Regions from separate parts of the Mus musculus genome. Here regions 1, 3, 4 and 5 are each linked to region 2. Evidence: chromatin loops called from intact Hi-C (ENCODE). Cell type or tissue: heart. All regions are shown on one strand. Region 1 overlaps Agap3 (ArfGAP with GTPase domain, ankyrin repeat and PH domain 3). Region 2 has its middle 35 kb from the start of Gm33476. Region 3 overlaps Kcnh2 (potassium voltage-gated channel, subfamily H (eag-related), member 2). Region 4 has its middle 4.1 kb from the start of Nos3. Region 5 overlaps Kcnh2 (potassium voltage-gated channel, subfamily H (eag-related), member 2).

Region 1 (5,000 bases), 200 kb after region 2:
AAACCCATTGAAGCTGGCAGTTCAGTGGTCGAGCCCTTGCCCAGGATGCATGAGGCCCGAGGTCAGAGGTCCTGATGCTGTGGCTTTGCTGTATGGTGACCCCAACCATAAAAATTATTTTCACTGTTACTTCGTAACTGTAATTTTGTTACTTTTATGACTCATAAAAGTGTTTTCTGATGGTCTCATAGGGCACCCATTTGACTCCCAAATGTTTGAGAACCACTGCTGTTCAGTACCCATTGTCAGACGCGGGGGGGGGGGGGGGGGCGGGGGGGGGGAAGAAACAGAAACACATCAGCTAAGGGAAGCAAAGTTTTAATCATGGAACTTCTGTCCTTTTTAAGACAGTCATGGCAGCCCTGCCTCAGCCTAGGACCCTCAGAGTTGGGATCACAAGTATGGGTCCACATCTGGCTGCTGTGTGTTCAATTCTGAAGGAAGAGACCTTTTTAAAAAAGAAAGAAATAGGTGAGGGATGCTGCTGCAAAATCACTTTCTGGATTGTGGATCAGACGGACTTGGGATAAAGAGGAACCAGCAGGTTGGTCCTGGTCCTCTCCAACGAGACATGCATGTCTGTGGGAGTGTGTGTGTGTGCGTGTGCGTGTGCGTGTGCGTGTGTGTGTGTGTGTGTGTGTACTTGGAAGCCTAAGGTTTGGAGTTCTGGGCCTCTTCTGGGCTCTAGTACCTACAGGCTGTGCAACCTTAGACAGTTCACTGCCTCTCAGAGTAGCATAGTTGTCACCTCCAAAAGTCTAGGCTGTAGCCTCTAAGTTGAAATCCTGCCAGGTTGCAGGGGCCTGGGAATCTCCCAGAAACCACCCCAGCTCAGAGGTTTTTTTCTATAGGGCTCTTTTGTACTTTCCTTGGGCAACGAATCATAACAAATTACCATGAGCCAGATAGCAATTTATCATATTTCAGAAATGAAGAAGTCTGACGAGATCGAGGTGCCGCCAGGGCCACACTGCTTCTGAAGGTACTAGGAACACATTTGCCACAGGCTTCTCCTTGGCTAATAGATGGCCATCTTCTTGTGTCTTTGTTTTTAAAGACAGGGTCTTATGTGGCCCAGGCTGGCCTCAACTCATGATACAGCTGAGAATGGTCTTGACCCTCTGAGTACTGGGATGACAGGTGTGCCTTAAGTGGCTAGTTTATGCTGTGCTTGGGATCAACTCCACATGCTAAACAAACTAGGGCTGAGCTGCACCTTCAGCTCCACTGTGAAGATTTAGATTAGCAGTCCTCTGCATGGTTAGGCCAAATGTCAGATCAGGAGCCCACCCACTGCAGTCTTAAGTACAAACACAACACTGCTGTCTCCACATGTTATGTCTGAGGCCTACATCTAGGGCCTCAAATCTCCAGGGCCCCCAGCTTGGAGGGTAGAGAGGACCAGCCTAGGTTTGGCTGTCCTGGCACATGTGAACTGCAGCCCTTGGCCTGAGTGTCTACCTAGCCTATTGGGCGTGTGGCACTGGTTTTAATCCCTCTTGTTTATACCACCCTTTCTTACTTAGTGGGGCTGCACCAGTTACAGATCACCTGCAGCCCACCAGGGTCAAAGACCCTGTCATTGCTCTGTTTACAGCTTGAGCTGGGAAAGGGGGTTTTCTCTATTTTATACACCATATCTGAGGCTCAACAAGATTCCGATGTGGTCACACAGCTAGTGGGTGCCTATAATTAGCTGCTTTTTGTGTTTCTGTGACCAAAAAGCAACTTCAGGAAGGAAAGGTTTCTCTTGGTTTGCCTTTGACTGTGCTGACCATTGTAGTGGGGAAAGCAGGCAGCGGGAATGTGGGGCAGCTGGTTACATTGCATCTGAAGTCAGGAAGCAGGAGTGGTGACTTCTGGCGCGCCACTCTTAATTTAGTCCAGGATCCAGTCTGTGGAATGCCACCACCCACATTTAGGGCATGTCTTTCCACCTGAGTTATCTCCACCTAGAGTCTTCCTCACAAATGTGCTCAGAAGCAAGTTGATCCATCGCACACGCAGTGCTGGAGGTGAGGTTGAGCCCAGGTTGTGATTGTCTGCTTTGGGTTTGTGTGGATTATGGCGTTGTGTCTTACACTATCAGCCGACTGTCCAACCAGGAGCTGTCTCCTTAAGGAAGAGCCCTGGTACACAATTCACGTGTTGCCAGAACTCTAGTGAGGTTACTCCAGTGGGAAGTAGGATGCGTGAGGAAGGCATCTCACAGTGGAGTAAGGTGATATTGACAGAGGTCACTGAAGGGAGGGACAGTTCCATTGAGTTCCAAGTGACCAAAAGGACAAGGGATGGATAGATACTGTATAGTTAAGGGGGGGGGATAGGTGAGATCAAGCAAGGTTGGGCACAGAGACATGGTTAGATACAGTGTCATGGACTGCAGGGCTCTGTTGGCAGTGACAAGAAGATCATTTTTTTACCAGGTTACAGACACCTTCATGGACATGAATACCGATGTCAGTGTGGTAGCAGATGGGATAAGACCATTAGGAAGTTGATGTGGTAGCATACGTGGTTATTGGACAGAGGATCCCTTTTTGAAGAGAGGTAATAGATGGTCGGGATCCGAATGGAGGTGGTGGGAACCTGTGGCCAGCCCAAGGCCCTAGTGCTAGCATGCCGGGCCAGGAAGATGCTCTGCTGCCACCTTGTGGCCAAAGAGAGCTGTGGAACATACAGGCCATACCTGAAGATCTAATGCCTCATCCTTGGGAAGCCAGGTGCATGTAAACTTTGGTCTCCAGGCAAAAACTGGTCCTTTGTAGAATGGCAGCTGCCATTTGTTGTGGATTATGTGTCAGTCATTGTGATTATCAGTGCATCAGTAGCAAGCACTGGAGACCAACTGGAAGCCTGTGGGAGTTGTCCTTCTCCTCTGCTAAGGTGTATCTCATCCCTGTTCACGAGGTCCTTTCTGCCTAGAGACTTCTCTGTTCCTGTGCCTCTGCAGGGGGCTGAGGCCCAGAATGGCCAATGAATCAGTTGTTCATCCTGACCTAGAATGGATACTCAGGACTTGAGAGATTCATCACTAATCCTTCAGAAACTTCCAAAGAGCCATACACACAGCCCCCGTGAGACAGTTGCAGCCTGGCACTTGAGAATCAGCTGCCCAAAGAGGGGCTGGTTCTGTGGGTTCTGGTTTTCCTGAACAGGTCTGAGGGGGATGGTTCTGTGGGGCCCTGGTCCTGAACAGGTCCAGCACAGCTTTCAATGCCAGCCTTACTGCTCTTTGTAGGTGATGGCTGTTGGAGGAACAGAGCGTGGTTGTCAAGAGCGTTCAGGGCGGGTGTATGACTGTATTACACGACTAGCACCCGTCCCACACAGCTGTTCTCACACTGCTAAAGCCACCCATTGGGCACCTTGTCCTCAGACACTGGCTTCTTAGCTACTGTCCTGTTCTTGGATTTTCATTGGGAGTGCATGGGGCTGTGATGGGCAGTCCTAGTCTTTTGTGGAAGAATAGATACCTCCCATGTGTGGGATAGACAGGATAGGTAGATGAAGGCAGGGAACTGTTTTAGGGTTTCTGTTGCTGTAATAAACATCATGACATTAACAACCTGGAAAGGAGACGTCTTACTTTGCTTACACTTCCACATCACAATCAATCATTGAAGGACGTCAGGGCAGAAACTGAAGCAGGGCATTTGGTACTTACTGGTCTGCTCCGTGTGGCTTTCTCAGCCCACTTTTTTTTTTTTTTTTAAATTCTCTCATACATTCTTACCTTAGTTTCTACATGCTCCACACCTTCCAGTCCCTCCCCTCTTTTCCCCTCTCATCCAGATCCACTCAAAAACCAGAGTAGACCTCCCAGGGCTATCAACCGAACAACAGCATAACAAGTTACAACAAGACCAGGCACAAACCCTCACATCAAGGCTGGATGAGGCAACCCAGTAGGAGCAAAGGGGGCTCAAGAGTAGGCAAGTGCAGCCAGAGACAGCCGCCCCCGCTCCCACCTCCCACACTGGGAGTCCCACAACCATAGCATGCCGAGGACCTAGCTCAGGCATGTGCAGGCTCTGTGAGCCCCTGTGAGCCCTGCTCAGTTGATTCTGTGGGCGTGTTCTTGTGACAGTCTGGACCCCAGTGTCAGCCCACTCTTACAGTTCTCAGGACTGTCTGCCCAGGGGTGAATCAAGACAACCTCCCCCCCACCCCCGGGCCCCCTGACCTGGCAGTTTTGTGTTTATTTATGTGTTTATTTATTTTTAAAAAGATTTATTTATTTATTATATGTAAGTACACTGTAGCTGTCCTCAGGTACTCCAGAAGAGGACATCAGATTTCGTTATGGATGGTTGTGAGCCACCATGTGGTTGCTGGGATTTGAACTCTGTACCTTCGGAAGAGTAGTTGGCGTTCTTATCCACTGAGCCATCTCACCAGCCCCTGTGTTTATTTTTTAAGTTTACTTTTATGTGCATTGTGCTTTGCCTGTGTGTGTGTGAGGGTGTCAGGTCTTGGAGTTACAGACCATTGTAAGCTACTGCATGGATAGTGGGAGTAGAACCCTAGTTCTCTGGAGGAACATTTAGTGCGTTTAACTGCTGAGCCACCTCTCTAGCTCCAGCTTGGCAGTGTTAAGGTGTAGCTCAAGAAAGCTGGCTAACTTACGTTAGAAATTGTAAGTCAGGAGTGATGGGCTTTTGTCTGTCCCTGGGCCTTCCTGAGGTCCTGGGAAAGGCTCCTCTGTGGAACTGCCTATTACCCCTGTTACAAGGAACAGGGAGGCAGCTACCCTCTCCACTCTTAATTACTAGTCCCACGAGAGAGAGCAGAGAGAGAGAGCAGAAGGCCAGAGAGATCCAGCCCAGGGCTTGAAAGTTTCCGGCTCTCTTTTCTCAGAGCACCTTGATTGGAGAGGCCCTGCCTTCCCAGGCATTCCCCCAGCCCCAGCCCCAGCCCCAGCCCCACCCCCACCCCCAGCCCCCGCCCCCTCAGGAATTTGCTGCTTTTTCTGTCTGCCTGTTCTCACTGAGACCAGG
Region 2 (5,000 bases):
TGTTACAGCTGGAAGGGGACAGGAGGACCAGCTTCCATCCCGCGGTAGAAGTTGGAAATAGAGAGACATGGCCCGCAGAAGTCTGTCCCTGAAACAGAACGGGGGTGGTGGGGACTCCAGAGTCTAGAGGTCTGAAGATAGAGTCAAACACTCCTGACTGTGAATCACAGGAAGGCTGACTCAGTACCCAGCAACCAAGAAAGACTGAGAGACCTTTCCTTGGACTGCCCTGGACCTCCAAGGATTGTGCAAACAGAGAAGAAAGATCAATCACTCACTTCAGTTAAAGAAAGGTCTGCCCAGTCCTATCAGGAATACACACCTGCCCCTCCCCTTTAATAAAGAAAAGCCCCGAACTGGGGCCCCGAGCCAGGAGCTTGTTCAAGGCTCCTCTGCTGCAGCCATGTTGGCAACCATGTTGCACCTGGCATACACCCTGTCCCCCCTTCCTTCCCACCGCTGCTACTCTGTGGTTTGCTTACATCCTTGTTCCAGACTCAAAGGACCTGGACATTGTGTCACAAGTGACCGCCCCCTCCCCTAGTATCATTTCAGTAAAGAGACCCAGACCCCGTAACCCAGGTGGAAAGGGAAGGAAAGGTGACACTTCTGTCCCATCTGACCCCAGGCTCATTGGGGTAACAGATGGTAAAGATCTTGGTTTGATAATGGCTCTGAATTAACAGCTCCCAGGCCACAGAGTGGGGGTGAGCAGTGGCAGAGACCCGGGTTACCTGGGACGCATCTCTGTGCGTGTGTTTGGTTATAGACCAGAAGACATTCCCTGGAGGGAGAGCCTTGTTCAACACACATCCACCCACCTGTGCCTCACCAGGAACAGAGGCACTCTCCCCCGGGACAGACACGAGTTCCACAATTGTGGGAACACAGGCTGAAGGAAACATGGGGCCAGGCTCTGAGAGAGATCACCCTGCCTGAGGAGCCATCTTTGCAGACAACCCAGCCAGAAGACTGAGCAGAGGGCATAGCAAGGGGGTGTCCCGCCCACCTGTCTCCCTGCGGCCCTGATCCACCCCAGCCTCATGTAAAGCAAAATGTGATTTTGTTTGTGGCTCCTTCACTGCCAGGTGGAGATGCAAACCTGAAGCTGTTTTACATAAGGAACAGGAAACCAGGGGGGCACAACAACCTGTTGCTTTAGAGGCCTCTGGGAGAGGGCAGGGCAGAGGTGTGACCACCTGTCCTATGTTCTCCCAGACAGAAACCCTGGCTCGGCAGCAGCAGCAGGGGTTGGGGCTCTCTATGAAGCTTTCCTTGAGGGTGGAAATAGGAGTTCAAGCCCGACCTAAGTGAACATGGAGACCCTAGCTCAAAACACAAGACAAACAAACATAAACATGGTTATATTAAGACAAAACAAGATAGAGAATTTTGGAGCAGGGGCCGTGGATTGTCAGGGACCTAACTCCAGGGAAGGAGGGCCCGGACCCCACAGCCTTGTGCAAGGAGTCTCTGCTAGGGTAGGAGTCTGGTGCCACCTAGCTCAGCATAGTCACATAGCAGTCACATGACCTCTGAGACCCCAATTTCTGTAGCAGCAAAATGTCTAGTTGACTTCCAAGTCCTCTCATTCCAGACTTGAGAGGTATACTGTCTCTGTGTCCCTGGCTTGGCTTCTCCGTGTCAGCTGAGACCATGGTCCTATGGCCACCCTGTCTACCCTGAGGCTCCCATCCACATGGCCAGGCCTCCCCACCTCACCTGCTTCTTTGACCCCAACATGACAAACCACAGCATAGCAGTTCTCAGATCACCCCTTCCCAAACACTCCTGGGGAGGCCTTCGCACCACTAGCATCTGGGATTTCCAGTTTCTACTCCTGACTGGAAGACAAGAAGTTGTCTCCTTGGTTCTTTCAGCTGTGCTTTCTTTCTCCAAGGGTCTCTGCCATCTTGTCTCTGAGGCTTGTAGCCACACTTAGTCCAAAGAGTGAGTGGACTCAGGGCCGAGGGGGACCTAGAACCCAGGGAGCATTAAGTAGCCCCACTAGCAAAGGGTCCCCAAGGGAGAAGACAACCCATCGCCTGCAGTGGCCAGTGTGGATGGCAGCGTGTGTGTCAGGTGTGGCGAGTCTCTCTACCAATTCCAAACCTTGAAGAAAGCTGGTGGGAGCCATTTATCGGCCATTTCAGAGTTTGTTTGGGACTTTTGTTTTGCAGCAACGCCCCTTGATCAGTTTCCTGAGAACCGAGATTACAGGCCGGAGCCACCATACCCAGTCCTGTTTCAGGATTTTACCAGAGGTCGGCAGAAGGAAGTATTATAAGCTCGGCTACATTAAAGCCACTCCACCCACGCTCAAACCACCGCCAATCAATTCTGTATGAGCCGCTGCCGGGTCAGGCTCCCTGGGTGTTGATTTCCTGCTCCGGAGTATCAGTGAGTCATCAGCCGCCTCCTCTCCACTTTAACTGTTGCTCTGAGACCTGAGAGTCTGCAGAAGGGAGGTCACATGGCATCTTTATTTAGTAGCCGGTTCTCAACTGGCAGGAGGGGAAGGACAGCCAGACACTTCCTAGAAACAGCTCTCTCTCAATTTCCGGAGCCCACAGGAGCTGGGAAGCTCGATGGTGTCTTAAAGTCCTGGAGTCCATGTCAGGCCGCTGACGTTCAAGACTTGGGGTTCTGACTAAAGAATGGGCTGGGGCTGCTATGCAAATAGCTGGAAACAGACTTCCTGTGATTAGGGCTGTGTATCATGCGGCCACCAGATGGCGCCCAACACCTCAAACTGTCAACACCATTGGGCCAGGCTGAAGCCCTGTTAATCTGTCACAGATTAATGCTGAAGTGTTATGCCCCCAGGTGTGAGGCAGAAGGGTGACCAAATGTTGCAGAATTATCCTGGATTGATTTAGACCAAGTTCATGTGAATGTCACAAAAAAACACATTAATAACAACTTCCACGGGGGACTTTTACTTATATGTAAAACACAGGTCTGGCTAGTATAGGTCTCCCTCACAGCCTCCTAGCCCAGCATCTGAGCATCACACACCACATCTGAGAGGACAAAGGACAGCAAGGCCCTCACCTCAAGAATTTACAAGCACCTCTTGGGAAGACATCACACACCTATAATCTCTGCACTTGGGAGACTGAGGCAGGAGGATCACCACAAGTTCAAGGAGAGCCAAAGCTACAACTGTGACCCTGTTTCAAAAACCAAGCAAGGAGGTCCACAGATGTCATCTGTACCTATAAATCATGAATTGTAATTCCTACCCACATGGAGCCTCTTGGAACTGGAGTCCTGTGCACAAATATTGTTGAATTAAATAATTAATAATTAAGTCGCAGATACGGGTTTGCTATCTACCTCAATGGCTTGTGTTCCCAAATGAAACACACACACATGTCTTAATCAGCACAATAGCTGGGCTACTGCCTAACCTCCACTACTGATAGAATCTACCTTCCACCGATAATTCCGAGTTACAGCTTACTAAATTCTGTGTTCTACCTTGGCTGCTCTGGACTCAGAGGGCTGCCCAACTGGGCCGTGCTCTCCCGGCTCCTTCACGTGGCGGCCATGCCTCTCTGTCTTGCACTCTTCTCAGGCATGGTGTCTCCCTTCTCCACACTCTTCTAGCATGGCAGATCTTCCCTCTCTTCTTGTTCTCAGTCCCAGGCCTGGGAAATCCTAAAAGTCCTAGTTCAGTCTGCCACGTCCTGCCCAGCCATTGGCTGCCAGCATCTTTATTTACCAATCAGAACCAACTAGGGGCAGGGTTCCTCAGTGTCTTACCTGTGGACATGCAGACTCTCTCAAGCAAGCAATTTTGGGGACCCAAATTAGCATTATAATACAAGCAGTATAGCCAAACCCACTACATTTCTCACATTTCAATTAAAAAGGCTCTTTTCTCTCAGATATAAATTGAACACGATTACAACAATTATGCAAATTATAAGGTTGATATCCACTTATAATACCCAGTCCATCATCTTTGTCAATTTAAATTAATTATTCTATCATCTATCCGAACTTAAAGGTACAGGTACAATTCTGACCTGAATTCTGTTTGATTTTAACCACCTGAAAGCCATCCTTTCAAGTCTAGAACATCTTCTTTAATGTTAGATAGCTTAAGTTCAATTATGAGACTATAACTAGTCTTCAGTCCAGTCAGAGATCTGAGAATGAATTAGATATTACCTGAATATGTAGGAAGCACAAAGACATAGACTCCGAAACTCATACAGTTTGCAAAGACTGCCTAGACAGTGCCCAATAATCTCATAGCATTGGAGCATCAGTCCTCAGCCTTCTGGCCCAGAACCATCTGACAAACCTTAAGTGAAGCAGGAATTAAGAAAGAGTAGCTTAAAAAAAAAGAAAGAAAAAAAGAAAGAACAGCTTACCCTGTCTTGGTAGCGCTTAACAATCGACTACTCCACATTCAATTGGTCCTTTTTTTGGACAGCATTTGTCTGCAGAATGAATTAAAGTATTTCTTATCCAGTGGCTCGCTTGCCATAATTGAAGCAACTCCAATCGGAGGTAATGAAGCTCAATATCTTCTTTGACGTGTGATGGAGGTACTGTCGGGAGCAGACATGTCTTGTGGTCAAAATTTCTGTTAATAATGGAGTGGTTTTAAATTCTGTATCTCTGATGCTTTTGAAGACTATCTAGAGTGTACACACATACACACACACACACACATATACATACATACATAGATACATACATACATACATACACACACACATATAGTACTATATATCTGTAGTATATCTATAGTGCACCCCCATGTAATTTCAGGGTTCAGTTTGTGGAGGGAAAGCACCAACATCCACCTCACTGTTGAGGCCACTGAAGAGTCCTTGTGCCTGCCCCCAGTCCCTGCTGTTTCTCGGTAACGGTAACTCCTGTGATTTGATGCTTTTTCTTGAACATCGCCATCTGTCTCTGAGTCCCAAGAGAATCTCACCTCCAGTGTGTCTAAGCCAGCTCTCAGCCACATACCAGTTCTG
Region 3 (5,000 bases), 63 kb after region 2:
CAAGTAGCCATAGAACTGACTTCCCCAAACCGAGGTACTCCAGTTCCCAGAATGCTAGCCAGCAGGGGGACATACCAGCTGACAGTACCCAAAATACATGAACTTGGGTCATCATGCAGGAAGGCCCAATATTGTTTCCACCACAAGACAGTCTAGATCCTCAGATTGCACAATGCAACTCTCACCATACAATCTTGCCCCACGGCCCCAAAAGCCTCTCTCTCTCTCTCTCTCTCTCTCTCTCTCTCTCTCACACACACACACACACACACACACACACACACACACACACACACACCATCTCAGTCTAGAATATGTTCCAAGGACTGCAGTTCCCAGCTGGGCAGTGAGCCCAGAGTTCCAACACATAAAATAGTCCTTGCCACTCCCTCACTTCAGACCACTTGTCCAGGGACGCCAGCCACCATTCTCAGGCCCCTTTGCCTCCCTAAGGGGAGAAACCCTCTCCCTGCTGCTATTCTTTCTCAGGCTTCTCTCCACCTTAACCCAGATTAGCCTCCCATGCTCTTACAAAGGGACACAAGGGACAGAGTCCAACCCAGGCACCTCAAAAATACAGAGGGATATACCCAGGATGGCTCAGAGATGCACTCTTGGCCTACACGGAACCCCATTTTCAGATGGGGGACACAAGCCCCTCAGCATCCAGGCAAAGGCAGCCCACCATAGGGACCAGGGGCAACAGCACAGCCAGCAATCTTGCTCTCAAACCTGCCTGGGGAGAACTAGCTTTCCCGGGTGTCAGAAGGCCCCCTGCCCACCCACCCTGAGAATTCTCTGGCAGACCTCTGAGTCAGCTAGAATCCCTTCCTCAGCCCCTCTAGCCTTGACCATTCCATGCCTGCAGCAAGACCCGAAGCCTTCCCCAACCCCAGAGTTTTTAGCCCTGTCCCAGAAGTCCTGAGTCCCAGGCTCCATAACCACAGGTCTCTGGGCTCAGTGAAGTCCTAAAGAGTCTCGTTCACGTTCAAGTGGGAATCCCTTGAGCCTGTCTGCATAGGTGGTGCTGTTTAGAGACCATCTTAGGGAAAGGAGCTGGTAAGAAAGATGGATCTTAAGGACCCCCCCCCCAGAATAGACACAGAGACTTCCAAGAAAAGAGATGGGGTGTGGATGAGTACCAGGCCCTGGTCGGAGGAGGATCCTAGGTCTACCCTGCCTTCAGACTGAGGGCTTCTTAATTAAAACACAGGGCTAATACACGAGGTTAGTGACCTTTCAAGCCATCAAAAAAGAGCAGGCTAGGACCCCACAGACAAGGGGCAACAGGGGGGTGGCTGTTACTCCATAGGACCCATCTCTGTGCCTGAGCACAGGCCTGAGGAGCTATACTGGACCACCACAGACAGCAGTGACCCTTTCCACCAAGTCTGCCCACAGCCCCAGTGCACATTTGCATTCAAATATCCAGCAAGTCTGGGATACAAGGCCCAAACCTGCTAATTCAATCTACCCAAGGGCCAGTCCTATCTCTGAAACCACTGACTTACCGCATGGCTCTAGGCCAGGTCTATAATCCCCTGTGATTTGCTGTTTTACAGAAGACTGACTCAACCTTGAATCTTCACCTTGGAAGGGAAAACTCTCACCTGTGTCTGTTCCCCCACTGGGAGGAGCAAACAGAGGGAGTCAGGGACAGTGATGTTGGCAGGGGTGGGATTCTCAGAATCACCCAGAGCTACCTCCAGGTTCTAAAGCAGGAGAGCCAGTGGGGTAGAGAGGCAACCACCAGCTGATGGGACAGGGGTCCAGGATGCCCTAAAGAGGTGACCCAATGCTTCATTTCAGTCTGCCCTCATTGCCCATTGAGCAGCTCTGATCCCTTCTCCCCTGAGACCCACAAGAGTAATCCAAGCCTCCACTGCTGACCACAGTGTCAGAGTGAGGGAGCCCCAGCACCTCTGTGTCAGGTCTAGCTGCTGCCTACTGGTTCCTGACTCTCTCCATCTCCCCATCATCCTCTCTGGACACCTAACTGCTTCCTAGCATTTCTTTCTTCACCTTCTAAACTAGAAGACTGTGGGCCATAGGAGCCATAGCAAAGGGGTTGCCAAGGCAAGGGAAACCCCGGGAACCTAGCCAGCAGCCAGGAGGAGAGCAATGAGGAGCTCAGCGGTGGGCCACACCGAAGAACTCCCAACCTGTCCTGCTTCTCAGAAGCCCTCTCCCCAACTGCAGCCAGAGCCCTCTGGGCCATACTCCCACCTGCCTCAGTGTCCCAACCCAAGAAAAGAATAGGGTGCTGAGGGAATCACCTACCTCCTGGGCCACCAGGCTGGAGATGCGCACTGCCCGCCTCACCCGGCCTTTCTGGGCCCTGGGCTGCAGAGCCCCTGTCCTGCTCTCCTTCCCGGCTGGAATCGCCATGGAGGACTTAGCTCCCCCAAGCCTGATTGGCCTAAGGCCCCAGGGCCCGGCCAGGGCCTCACTTGTGCCCCAGCAGCAGTCCCAGCCCAGGCTGCCAGCCCAAGGCTGGCCGACTGGCAGCCAGAACTGCCTCTGGCATGAAGCCAGAATGGCTGGGGCTGGGCCCTGGGGCTGGGGTCACCTAGGCAGTGAGTATGGACAGCTGCCTGCTTGGCTCTTGCTGCACATGGCCCCTTGGTGTGGGCCCCCCACTACCAGGGTGCTGTGCTCTGCCCGCCTGCCGCCAGCCCAGCACCCGCGGTGGGAACCGCAGCTCCTCTGCTGGCCAGCCCCTCCTCCTGCCAGGTTCCCACCCCGACTCCACCACTCTGCCTCCCCTCCCCCCGCCCAGCCCGTGCCCGCCCTCTGCCCCGTGCCTGGCCAGCGGGCCCCCTCCCTTGCAGCCCGCTCTAGGTTCCTGCTGCAGCCGCTCCCGCAGCCCTAGCCCCTCCCCCTCCACCCGGCAGCCTGGCCTGTCACCGCAGATTAATGGTCTCCCCAACACCCCCGCCCCGCCAGTCCAGTGCCGAGCCAGCCACAGTCAGGCAGAGACACCCAGAGATGGAGAGACGCCAGGTGACTGGCAGGGGCACCTCAGGCAGTCCACAGACGGACAGGCAGAGACTCACACAACGAAGGCATACGCACTTTGGGTCCAGGAACTGGGCAGATGCCAGACACCCAGGTGGGAAGAGCTAGGTAGGACCCAGAGAGGGAGAAGCGTGAACCAGATAAAGGCTCCAGGGTGACCGTCATGTTCTGGAGGCAATGCAAAGGGGCAGCTGGAACCCAGAAAGCCAGAGGCACGGGAGTATGGCCAGAAGGCAAGCCAAGGGAGCCCAGAGCTGGGCAGCTCCCTCACAGGGCAGCAGCGATGGGGGCAGCTAAGAACAACAGGCCCCTCTTCTCCAGGGATTCTCCCTGCTAAGACCTCACCACTGCCAACATGGACAGCAGCTATGGCTGCGTAGGCAGTGGTCTTGTGAGCCACCTCACTGCTAGGAGGGACAGAGGGACCAGAGGAGCCCTCAAAACAGGCTACAGAAGTCAAACGCTGCTATTCTTCTCTGACCCTTGATAGCTTTATACCCACTAGCAGTGCTCCCCACCCACAAAAGAAGGCAGCCACTCTCCACACTAGGTGAACACAGCAGACACCCCAGCCCATCTGATACACCACTCTGGCCTACAGGACTCAAGCCCAGCCTGACCTTGACTTATGTGTCCTTTCTAACTGAAGCCCACTCCTGTTGCCCCAGCGAGCTCTTGGATGCATCTTCCTCGTCCCTCTAGCTGCCTTCTCTCACCCATCACAGCCTTCACAGTGTCTCTGTCAAGTATCTCATCTTTACCTTGTACCCTGTCTATTGGTCACCCACACCTGCCCATCCTAAAAGCCTCGTCCCTCCCTCTCCAGCAGCCTCTGTCTCTCTACAGGCCTTCTCATCTCAAACTCCGTTCTTGTAGCCCAACGCTGGGTGTTTTCCCCAGCCACCCCCACAGCTTCCCTCTCTGACTAGCCTTCCAACCCCCAACTTTGCCCCTCCTCCCCAGGTCCAACTTCCTCTCAGGTGAGCAGAGAGCACCTTGAACACCTACCTGGGTGACCTTCTCGGTGACATTGTGGGTCCGCTCTTTTATCTTGGGTGCTATAATCTCCCGGTCACTGGTGGGTGAAGCCAGGAAAGGGTCGCCTTTGAGGTCCACAAAGTTGAGAGTGATTTGGGGTATCTTGCTAATGGTTCGGTAGCGTACAAGGTCAGAGTCTGAGGTGGAGTTAAGCAGGCCACTGCGCAGGGGGTGCATGGCCCCTGGGATGGAGACACAAAGCTTGGTCAGGTGGATGGGCCAGAGGATGACAGGAAGCCAGGCCACTTGACAAAAATACTACGATGACAAGGACCAAGGGGGTCGGATAACAAGAATGAGGTAGCTCAGAAGGCCATGGAAATAAGCAAGACCTCTCTGGGTTTTAAGGAAACATGTCACTTGAGAAAAAGACAGGAGAAAGGAATAAAAGAGATCAGATAGATTTAGGAACCTCTAAATCTCTCTTGTCTCTTTCCAGTTCCATGGCTATCCCTGTTCTAGGATATCCTGGGACAGCTAGCCCAGTGGGCCAGCAAGGACTCTGTGAGTAGAAGAATGTAAAGGGATAAATGGACATTTAATAGAGTAAAAGGCCACTTAATGAGATTAAATAAGTACTTAATGGGATTTCCATCTCCCAGACTCCCAGGCACCTAAGAGGTAAGAGGGAGAGAGGAAATGAGGGGCCTGGGACGGTGCAGGCTTGGCAGACAGGCAGGAAGCAAGGGGCTGGAGTAGGGATTGCAGGCCTGCACCCTTACCTGTGCTTGCATGGCGGGGCGGAGGGGGCAGCGCTCCAGCCCGCATTGCCTCAATGTCATCCGCGGATGATGCGCGGCGCACGCTAGCGCAGCTCTCACGGGAGCGTGTCCGGGCCAGGCTGCAGCTGGAACCTGAGGCATCAGGGTTAAGGCTCTGAGCTCGTGGCGATGGGTGAGGGCCTCGGATGCTGGCTACTGGTGAAGCAGACCCCGGGCCCACCA
Region 4 (5,000 bases), 94 kb after region 2:
TGGGGAAAGCATGAGGGTGAGAAGACAGATCTACCACTAGCTCTGTATCCTGAAGAGAACCATCCCTTCTCCACGAGTCTCTAAGCATCAAATGCTAACGACCACAGAAGAGATTTAAGATCCAATTTGATAACCTCTGACCCTGTCATCCCCTGACTCACAATTACCTATCACTTCCCAAAATATCATTGCATTCATTTATTCATCAGTGTGTGGAATTCCAGGTTAGAGCCCACATGTAGAGCTTAGAGAACAATCTTCAGGAGTCCTTTGTTTTAACATGTGGGTCCCAGGAATCAGACTCAGGTCACCAGGCTCGGCCGCAAGCACCTTCACCTGCTGAGCCATCTTACCAGCCCACCCATAACTTTCCACGTGTATACTGTAGTATACAAGTCGCCCACTGAAACATGAGGTCTGCAGTCTGTCCCCTGACCTTGAAGAGCTGCAGTCAATTAGGAAGAAAAGATGTTCATAAATGAGGAGAATACTGTGGGGCTGAAACCGGGGTCAAGACCCCATCTCTTTTCTTTTGGAAATCACCAGTGAGCCCAGCCAGTGGCTACGGAAAGGTGACAGCAGAAACCCACCACAGTGTGGAGTTAAGTCCTGCTTACCCTGGAAAGGAAAGATCCCAGGGCACTCTGCCTTCTGAATCCAGGAGACATAATGCCATTTATTTCAGATTCCTCTAGAAAAGGGGTCAGAGTAGTCTGGGTTCGGGAAACCCAAGCTCAAAATGGGAATCAGAGGAAGACCTAAGCCTCAGCAGCAGCAAGCATCAGGACTGTATAAGTGGGAGTCTACTTGGAAGGACAGGATGGAAACACCACAGTACCCTGTCTCTCAGCCACTCATGAAGTGTGCAGCTTCGTTCATCAGATCTGGGATTTGCTATCCGGCCACCAGCATAAAGCAACCAACTAACTAATGATGGATTGGAACCTTTAACACCGTATGCCAAAATACACCTTTCCTCTAAAAACTGAGACAACAGTTTCAGAATGATCAGAATTCCTCCGTGTCTGTGGTCACAATGCCCCTGTCTTTTCACCTGCAGGGCCTCTAAGTAATGTTCCTCTCTCCTTAGTGTGGAAAGGAGGTTCAGTCCCTCCCCTGGGCACCCAGGAAGCCTAGGACGCACCGCACCTCCCAGCTGATCTCCAGGGCTGGTTGCTACGGAATTTCCATGCTTGGCATACTTGATACTTAAAATCCTGGTTCCCAAGGGACCCAGCACCACAGCAACCACACCAGAAAACTGGGCCAGCCTGAGGGACTGGGGGAAAGAGTACGGGAGACAGTGCAGAGCTGAACATGTCCTTGACAGCTGTCTAGCCCAGGTCTGGGTGGATCCTGGAGCCTTGCACTGGCAAGTGATAGAGTTCCATGCAGGGTCCCCAAAACCTGAGACAGAGATCCTGCCTGTCATCACTCAGGAGATCTCAGCCTGGCCCCAAACACTCATTCTCACACCAGGTACCAAGAATGAAGAGCATGTTCAGGTCCCTGTGGATGGTAAAAATTCACATTCACATCCTCAGCAATGGGTTTGGGTTCAAATAAGTTTTGGAGAGCCCAAGGATATACTCACCGGTCATGGGCACACATATGTGCTTGCATGTATATTACAGCCTCTCTCTCACACACACAAACATACACACACATATGCATACACACACACATGCATACACATATATACACACATAAATATATACATACACACATGCAAACACACATATATACTTACTTTTGTGCACACATACACTTTTGTCTTTCACCACCACCACCAAATTTTTGTTCTGAGATCCTGGTTGTTAGTGTAGAATCTTAGCTGAGACTGGTGGCACATACCTGTAACACAGCACTCTAGAAACAGAGGCAAAAAGATCTCAAGTCCAGCCGGGCAGTGGTGGCGCACACCTTTAATCCCAGCACTTGGGAGGCAGAGGCAGGCGGATTTCTGAGTTTGAGGCCAGCCTGGTCTACAAAGTGAGTTCCAGGACATCCAGGGAAACTCTGTCTTGAAAAACAAACAAACAACAAACAAAAAAATCTCAAGTTCAAGGCCAGCCTGTGCTGTAGCTAACCTGTAGGTACAAAGTAAAACCCTGTCCCCAAAAAGAAAGGAAGGGAGCAGGTTCCTCAGACAATGATTGGGCCACGATAGTGGAGCACTTCTAAACACAAGTATTGTCTCTATAAAATGGATCCCAGGAGCCCCCAAGCTAGTGGCTACTGTCAGGACATGTACAGAGGATTCCAAGAGGCTCTGTGCCACAAGACTTTCCCATGAGGCTGAGAGCCAATAGACAGATATGGTTCCAGAGCATATTGGGTGAGAACAAGAAACTCACCAGGCCCTGCCCTAGGGAGCCTACCAGTAGGCTAGGGGCAGTTCCGAGTTAAGGTCTATTCCCTGGCTCCCTGGGCTGTAGAAACTGCCTTCTCTAACAGGAGTCGTGGTATCTGTGCTCCACACTCCTAGCTGTGGCTTGCCAGGCCCTGTAAGGATTTGTGCAAGGAAGTCAGGGAGAGATTTATTCTCAGAGGGACCCTTACTCACTTCCTCTGGGAATGGGCTGCAGATAGACTCACCAGCAGGAGCTTTGGCCAAGTGAGTCACTTCAGAAGGCCATTGTGGACACAGCAGTAAGTCAGAGACCCAAGGCTGGTCTGTCACTGGCTGTTTCAAGTCCAACCCCAGTCTTACTGGCACAGATCATTTCTCTTTGGCTCTCTGCTTCCCTCATGTGGCTATGTTAGGAATCACAACGGCAGCTAGAGGGCGCCCAAGGCCAACAACGCAGCCCTTTTCAAAACAGCAAAAACCCCTTCCTTGCCTGCAGTTAGCACCTGCATCTCCTTGGCTCATATCCCAACATCCTCCTGAAGGCCTAGCCCCACCGTGAAATCTCGAAGCAGAGCAGACCCCCCCCCGCCCCCCACACAGCGTGAGTTACATCCTGAGTATGAGAGAGGCCTCCAGGCTGGCAGACCCTCCTCCCTTCCCTCCTTTTCCCTCTGCTCCCCACCCAGTCTTTGCCAGCAAGCAGGAAGGAAGTTGCTCATAGTGGGGAGGGTGGGGCACTTCCAGCTCACACTGAACAACTTAGGGTTGGGCTAGAAGTAGTCAGAGCCTTCTGCTCCCACCTCCCACCATCCTCCTTACACACTAGAGCCCTTCCACCCTGAACCTGGGGCCTTCTTTTCCTGAAATAGACGCCCCAAGATCACATGGATCACTCCCCTCTCAGACTTGCACAAACATCTGGGGTCTGAGCTAAAATGCAAGATTGGAGTCTAGGGGGTGGTGCAAGAAGTACAGGAGGCACCAGAGACCCAAGGAAGGGGCCCATACTCACCCATAAAAGCTATCACTCTGTCTACCAGCATCAATGATGATGGAGATCTGGGTTAATCTTCCCGCTATCACTGCCACCAACAGGGATGGAGGAGCTGGGCTCCTACCCAGCTCATCAGGAAAGCCTCATCCAACTGAGGCCCTACAACTTAAATCTGGGAGTTCCTTTCAAGGAGCTACAGCCCTAAAACCTACAAAATTTTCAGATATTACTCTTTAAAGTGCAGTTATTAAATAAATACAATAGAATTGCCCATATAAGCAGCCGGTCACTAAGATGTCAAGCATTAGGGTTCCACAGGGCTGCAGGCAAATGGCAGACACACAAGCTCTGATGGCCAGGAAGAAAGGGACAAACCACATCCTAGGGAGGGGAGAATCAGGTTCTGCCTCTGACTTTTGGGGATGTTTTTTCTTTTCCTCCATTTTTCTTTTCCTTGGTATGTTCTGCCCCAAACAGAGAACATCTACTCCACATCTACTCTTGTAGCTGAACAGCGCTCCCTCTTAAACCTGTGCCTTCACCCAGCCATCTTACCCTTGCCTTGGCTTCCAAAACACATCCCTGGGTGCCCGACAGCTACACACATTTGCAACAAAACTGAAATTGGAAACACTTATTCTGCAGGGGTTGGCTAAACCCAGCAGGGATCCCAAGCAACAGAAGGGACTCTTCACACAGAGCAAGCTGCCTAGAGTCCACAACCTGAGGGCCGGAGAGATGGCTCAGTGGTTTAAAGTGCTTGTTACAGAGAACCCAGGATCAGTTCTCAGCACCTACATAGTAGCTTGCAACCAGATCCAGATGACCCAAGGCCCTCTTCTGGCCTTCCTCGAGGTATTGCACATATGTGGTGCACAAACATATATGTGCCAACACTCTTACACATGAAATATAAACAAACAAACAAATAAAACCTACAATTCCAAGGAAACAGATGTTGTGCTACGGAAGGCAGAAGTCCCCTGGGGCTGTATAATGGTCAGAATTTCTAGGAAGCAGACACCAGGGCATTGGAAGTTTCAGAGAATTACTGCAATGCCTGAGAGGCCAGGAAAAGAAGCAACAGAGGTAGAGGAAGAATCTAGAACAAGATACAAGTCTGACATATAGGAAAGTCAGAGCAGCTGAGAAGGCCTCAGACATCATGAGTTCAGAGCAGCTCAGCCTGCACACCAGGGAACCCAGAATGAATCCACAGACCTTCCCAGGCTTCTGTCCAAAGCCTCTGGGAACAGAGCCTTGGACTGAACACCAGGCACATGCCACAGAACACATCTAGATGTCAGCCACCTTCCCTGCAGCAAAAGGTAGCTCTCTGAGAGGCAGATGGGATGCCATCTCAAGGCTATGGCTGGCCCAGGAAGAGTAGGAAGATTTTCTCTGGTCTGAGAGGAAAAGCAAGGATGAGGGATAATATAAACAGAGGCCTGAAGGCACAAAAGCCTGAAACTGTTTGAGAAAGCCAGAGTATCCTGGGAGCAGTGAGCTGGGAGACTGGACAGGCCAGTGTGTCAGACTGGCCTTGGCCCTCTGTAGCTTTATCTAAAGGTTTCAAGTAAAGACAAAGTATGAGACCGACCTTGAGAAGAACCTAGCAGTGGTGAGAACCAGATGGTGGGGAGACCCAGGGGT
Region 5 (5,000 bases), 53 kb after region 2:
GCTTCAGATTGTCCACAAGAGCTGACTATGATTTGCCTCGTGCTCTGGCAGGGGTATGATCTTGCCAGCTGCAGATAATTTCTGTGATTGTGTGACACTTGAATTCTGTCTGGGGACTTTTGAGAGAGTATGAAATGCTATGGACCCAAGGGGCAAGGTTGGTTGTTGGTCATTGTTGGTCATAGTTTGTTAAGTAGTTGTGTGCAAAGCAAAAGAAATTAGATATCCTGACAACAGAGATCAAACTTGTCTCGAGAAACTTGAATGCCCTAATCAGCAGGAAGTAGTCACCTCCTTTCCCCTCCATCCTTTTTCCTCTATCTAGTGTTAGGTAGGCTAAAGGATAGAAAAAAGGGATGGAAGGGGTGTAAGAAAAAGGAACCCACAAAGTATCAAAAAAAACCAAGTTATATAAGTAGTATAAAGGGGCGTTTAGAGAGGAGGGAGACAAGGCCATGAGGGCAGGAATCAACTGAAATAAGAGCTGCATGGAAAAGCAATGTGGAGGTCGGTGGGATGGGTCAACAGGAAAGGGTGCTTCCTGCTCTTCCAGAGGAACACAGTTTGGTTCCCGGCACCTGAGCCATGACTGTCAACTATAGCTCTATGGGATCTGCTGACACATAAATAAAACACAGAAGGGTCAAAGACACCAGGAGGACACAGACCACAGAGTCAGCTAAGCAGGAACCATAGTGTCTCACTGAGTCTGCCTGGGACTGTGCTAGGCCCTCTGCATATATATCATGGTGGTGTAGCTCAGTGTTCTCGGAGGACTCCTAACAGTGGAGTAGGAATGTCTCTAACTATTTCTCGTGCTCCTCAGACCCTCTTCCTCTTTCTGGGTTGCCTTGTCCAGCCTTGATATGAGTCTTAGCATAACCTGTTATACCGTGTTCAGTTGATAACCCTGGGAGGCCTGCTCTTTTCTGAAGGGAAACAGAGGAGAAGTGAATCTGGGGGAGAGGGGAAGGAATGGGGAGGAGTGGGAAGAGGGGAAACTGTGATTGAAATATATTATAATGTATGAAAGAATAATAATAAAGAATAATTAAAAATTAAAAATGTATTATAGAAACCTATTAGTTAAGCAGAAAAAGGCACTTACAGCCAAGCCTGCTCGCCTAAGTTCAGTTCCTGGGATCCAGCTGGTAGGAGAGAACTGACTTCTACAAGTTAGCCTCTGATCACACATCACTATGGTACACACACACACAGAGTATAACTTTTTTTAAGAGAAGAGTTTGCCAGGAGGTACCATACATGTGTAGACAACGCTGTTCTCAGAAGCCATACCTTATTTTTCTTTAACATTTATTTTGTTTTTACTTTATGTATCTATTTAAGTGCTTGCATGTATGTCTGTGTAGCACATGCATGCCTGGGGCCTACAGAAGTCAGAAGAGGTCATCAGACCACCTGGAAGTGGAGTTACAGATTGTTGTGAGCAGCCTGATGTGTGCGTGTATGTGCGTGTGTACATATATGTACTTAATAGACAGATGGATAATTGACAAGGTGTGACATGTCAGGTAGAGAGGGACCAAGTGAGAAGCAGAGCCACTCCACTGCTGCCTGCCACTCAGCCTCAACCTGGAAATCCTAAGTCTCTTCCTTTTATCTCTTCCAGTATCACCAGGCTCTGGTCCAGGTGAGACGTCCCTCCCTTCTTCCTGACTGGGTGCTGGGAGAGTCTCTAGGCTGCTCTACCATGCTTATCTTCAAAGTTAGCATACTCATCTCAAAGGGACAGAGGAGGAGAGGGATCTTGAGGACCAGTCTGGGCAGCCTCTGGCAGCACTGTCACCTATAAGCCAGCCTTATAGCAAAACTCACCGCTGCCTTTGCCTGGCACATGCAGGCATCATCTCTGCAGGGTGTGTTCACAAGTCCAACAACACAAGTGCACACAAACCTGCACACATAAGCAAGGGGAATCGTCACTATCCTCAAGATATATGCTTGACTTACTTCCAACAGAATGAGCCACCTTGCAACCTCCATCTTCTCAGCAGCTCCTCTGTGGCCAACAGTCACAAGGGACCAAGGTAATCAAGGTAAGATCACCTGGAGCTAGACACAGGTATGTGCTGGTCACAGTGGGGAAGCCAGACCCATGTGAGACCCAACTATACAAGGTCAACCTAAAGCCAATGAGGGGTAGGGAAGCTGAACTCTGACCAAAGAGAACCCAGGTGGGTGTGATGCCGGACTTGTGAACTATTTGAGAGGGACAAGTGTGTGGTTTTACCATGTAGGGCTGACTTAGGACCAGTGCCCAGGAAGTAAATCAGCATGATTGTGAAGGGTTGCACTCAGGGTACAAGTAGCCTATCAGACTCAAAGTAGCCCACATGGCTTGGTTGTCCCAAATCCAGGACCATATTGTCTGGCTCCAGGAAACACTCTCCATCTTTTATGTACATGGGTACATGGGTATATGAGAAGGCATGTGCCCGCACATGTGTGCGCGCACACACACACAAACACACACACAGAAAAGGGGAAGGATATCTGGTCACCCCTGTAGGCCTGGACATAGAGAGGCCAGGATCCCTGTACAGAGGCTCTGGCACTGCCACTTAAGTACGTTTAGAACATAAACATGAGATACAGCAGGTGATGGCTGAAGCTAACCAGCACCCTGGAGTCTCCTCAGGATAATTATTTATTATTCATAGTCATCAGCATCTTCATTAATTATTCATATGATCCTTAATTATTATCCTTAACAATAAGAGCAGTAAATAGCAGAAAAGTCCTTGAGGTGCCTAAGGCCCAGGGCCGGTGCCTCCGGGCAGTTAGACCAGCTAATGCCCCCAGGGCAGTGGGGGGACCACAGACCCCCATCCACTGCCCAGCTCTGTCCTGCCCCTCCCAGTGGGGCCCAGGGTATTGCAGGAGGAGATGCTGGTCCCAAGGGTGGGGATGGAGGTGCTTCTGCACAGGTCTCCCCTCCAAACCAGGGTCTCCAAGGAGAGCGGTCAGGTAATGCCCTGAACCCAGGGTGAGCCACATGTCCACAGTGGGCAGCATCACTAACTGCCTGGATCTGAGCCATGTCTGTGCAGGGGCTGGGAGGTAAGGGCCCCCAGCTGGCCGGGCAGGGAGAGGCGTCGAGTGGGGCCATCTTGGGGGAGCTCTGGGGCTCCTGCAGGAAGCTCCTCAAACGCCACGAACTGGGAAACCTGCAAAGACCACAGAGCTTGAGAAGGCACTCAAACGTGGGGGAGGAGGAAGGGGCGGAGACCGGAGGTCAGAAACGTGGGGGAGGAGGAAGGGGCGGAGACTGGAGGTCAGAGAGGCTTAGGTGGGCAGAGTGGGGACCTGAGGGGACAAGAAGGCTGCAACTTCTGTAAAGAAATGCACCTTTGTGGCAGGAGCCAAATGAAAGGGCTGAGAGCCACTCACAGCCACCCTGACAGAGGACCTTGCTCTGGACCCGGAGAAGCTGGATTCCAAGCTCTAGCCTCTCCCTTCCCTAGGGAATGTGCCAGGGCAGCGGGAGCAAAGCCTACATGGAATAAGAAGTCCCTGCTTTGGGAAGGCAGCTAAGACAGAGAGAGACAAGGTGCCTCCTTGCAATTTTCCAAAGAACCCTGGGGCCCTGGAAACAACAGTGGGCCAGCGGCCAGGTCTCTGAGGCCAGGGAGAGCGCTAGGGCGGGCAGGAGGGATTTGTGGGTGCTGACGTGTCTACTGGTGAGATCCCTGCGGGGGAGGCTGTGAAGGGAGACTGGCACATTTGCTGACGTGGGCCCTGGTGTCTGCAAACAGGAGCAAGCAGCATATGGGACAGGGAGCAGAGCTGGGGGTGGGAGTAGATCCCAAGCCACCTCTGGGTGCCATAGGAGCCCCCACCCCCACCCCCTTCAAGCACCTATCAAAGCTAGAGCTGGCAGAAAAGACCCAGCTACAGCTGTCCTTCAGGAGGTTACTCAAAGAGAAGAGATGTGGATCAGGGAGGTCCTATCTCAGAGCCTTGATCTTGGCACCCTGGACATGCCAGCAGCCTTCAGGAGGCTATAGCACTGCTAGAGTAAGAGCCAAGATGAGAGGCGGCAAAGTCAGAGGGGGATAACCACAGCAGGGACCACTCTCAGGCAGCATCCAGACCCAAGGCCCAGGCTCAGACATCATGTTTACATCTGGCCCTTAGGTTGCCTGGCAGGAGCAGGTAGAAGAGGATGGGGGTGAGGAAGCCACATTTCACACCCAGCAGCTGTGCAGTCGTTGGGGCAGAGAGGGTGCGGCTGGAGGCTGGGAGTGGGCTCTAGAATGTACCTGAGAAAGCGAGTCCAGGGTGAGAGTGGGGACAGGGCCGACAGGCAACAAAGGGGATGCGGAAGTGGGGCCGGGCCCAGGGGTGGTCACAGCACTGTAGGCAGGAGGGACCAGGGTCATTTGCCTCTGTAGCAGCTGTAGGACAGTGGCCATGTCTGCACTTAGCCGGGTTTCCAGCCTGGGGCAAGGAAGGAAGATTTCTCAGAAGTGGAGATAGCTGGTTCACTCTAGGCTCCCTCCTCATGCAGCTGAGGAAGGAGAGGGTCCACCTGCCTGGCACAGACAGTCCTAGACAGAGCACCCCTGAAACATCAGCAGAAACCCAAAGAGGCCCCAAGTTCCCCCACAGTGCAGCCTACCCCGTGCCCATTCCCTGGGCACCCATCTTTACCTGTTCAGCTGTCTCTGGAGTGCGTCCAGCCTGCTCTCCACATCACCCCGGGATCGCCGACCAGGGCTAGACAAGGGGATGTTGAGGAGGCTGGGGGCAGGGGCAGGGCATCGAGGCAACTCCTGGTACTGGCGCCCCCGACTGTCCCCCCAGAAGCTGAAAATATTGGACACCCCAGAGAAGGCACCTGGAGCCAGAGAGGAGTGGGGTCAGGAAGAAAGTCAGGCCCCTGCCAGTCCCTACCCATCCCCCATACTGCCCATCCCCCACACTCACTCACTCCCACCCCCACCCCAAGGCCCAGGCCTACCTGACAAGGGATTACA

Evidence for each region. Peaks named below come from ENCODE experiments on the same cell type or tissue, not always from the same donor. Only the 100,000 strongest peaks of a DNase experiment are listed, where the experiment ranks them.
Region 1: a loop joins it to region 2, with 6 times the contacts of the local background. A loop is called at or near these places in 11 of 42 quality-filtered maps.
Region 3: it touches region 2 in a loop (3-fold over the local background); 4 of 42 quality-filtered maps call a loop at or near these places.
Region 4: it touches region 2 in a loop (6-fold over the local background); 30 of 42 quality-filtered maps call a loop at or near these places.
Region 5: it touches region 2 in a loop (2.3-fold over the local background); 3 of 42 quality-filtered maps call a loop at or near these places.

Annotation. Positions count from the first base shown.
Region 1 is chr5:24,468,154-24,473,153 of GRCm38, forward strand. All of the region lies in intron 1 of Agap3 (ArfGAP with GTPase domain, ankyrin repeat and PH domain 3), which reads left to right. Among named protein-coding and RNA genes, the nearest start is that of Agap3, 18 kb to the left of the region's middle. In heart, no CTCF peak of the experiment used is centred here; DNase peaks (open chromatin) are centred at 2,648 and 3,971; H3K4me3 peaks cover 448 bases; H3K27ac peaks cover 438 bases.
Region 2 is chr5:24,264,099-24,269,098 of GRCm38, forward strand. No RefSeq gene overlaps it. Among named protein-coding and RNA genes, the nearest start is that of Gm33476, 35 kb to the right of the region's middle. In heart, CTCF peaks have their summits at 1,543 and 2,723 (motif pointing right); a DNase peak (open chromatin) is centred at 2,513; H3K4me3 peaks cover 772 bases; H3K27ac peaks cover 1,470 bases.
Region 3 is chr5:24,326,885-24,331,884 of GRCm38, forward strand. Kcnh2 (potassium voltage-gated channel, subfamily H (eag-related), member 2) reads right to left here. Exons shown (of 15, transcript NM_013569.2): 4 at 4,779-5,000; 5 at 4,027-4,238. The region is part of intron 2 of Gm15589 (a long non-coding RNA gene); the gene reads left to right. Among named protein-coding and RNA genes, the nearest start is that of Gm15589, 18 kb to the left of the region's middle. In heart, a CTCF peak has its summit at 74 (motif pointing right); DNase peaks (open chromatin) are centred at 267 and 2,927; H3K4me3 peaks cover 1,757 bases; H3K27ac peaks cover 4,921 bases.
Region 4 is chr5:24,358,258-24,363,257 of GRCm38, forward strand. No RefSeq gene overlaps it. Among named protein-coding and RNA genes, the nearest start is that of Nos3, 4.1 kb to the right of the region's middle. In heart, no CTCF peak of the experiment used is centred here; DNase peaks (open chromatin) are centred at 2,774 and 3,054; H3K27ac peaks cover 711 bases.
Region 5 is chr5:24,316,962-24,321,961 of GRCm38, forward strand. Kcnh2 (potassium voltage-gated channel, subfamily H (eag-related), member 2) reads right to left here. Exons shown (of 15, transcript NM_013569.2): 12 at 4,985-5,000; 13 at 4,675-4,861; 14 at 4,284-4,461; 15 at 2,628-3,188. The coding sequence ends at 3,039. It overlaps Gm15589 (a long non-coding RNA gene), which reads left to right. Exons shown (of 4, transcript XR_003955875.1): 2 at 1,981-2,057. Among named protein-coding and RNA genes, the nearest start is that of Gm15589, 8.1 kb to the left of the region's middle. In heart, no CTCF peak of the experiment used is centred here; a DNase peak (open chromatin) is centred at 3,030; H3K4me3 peaks cover 935 bases; H3K27ac peaks cover 2,154 bases.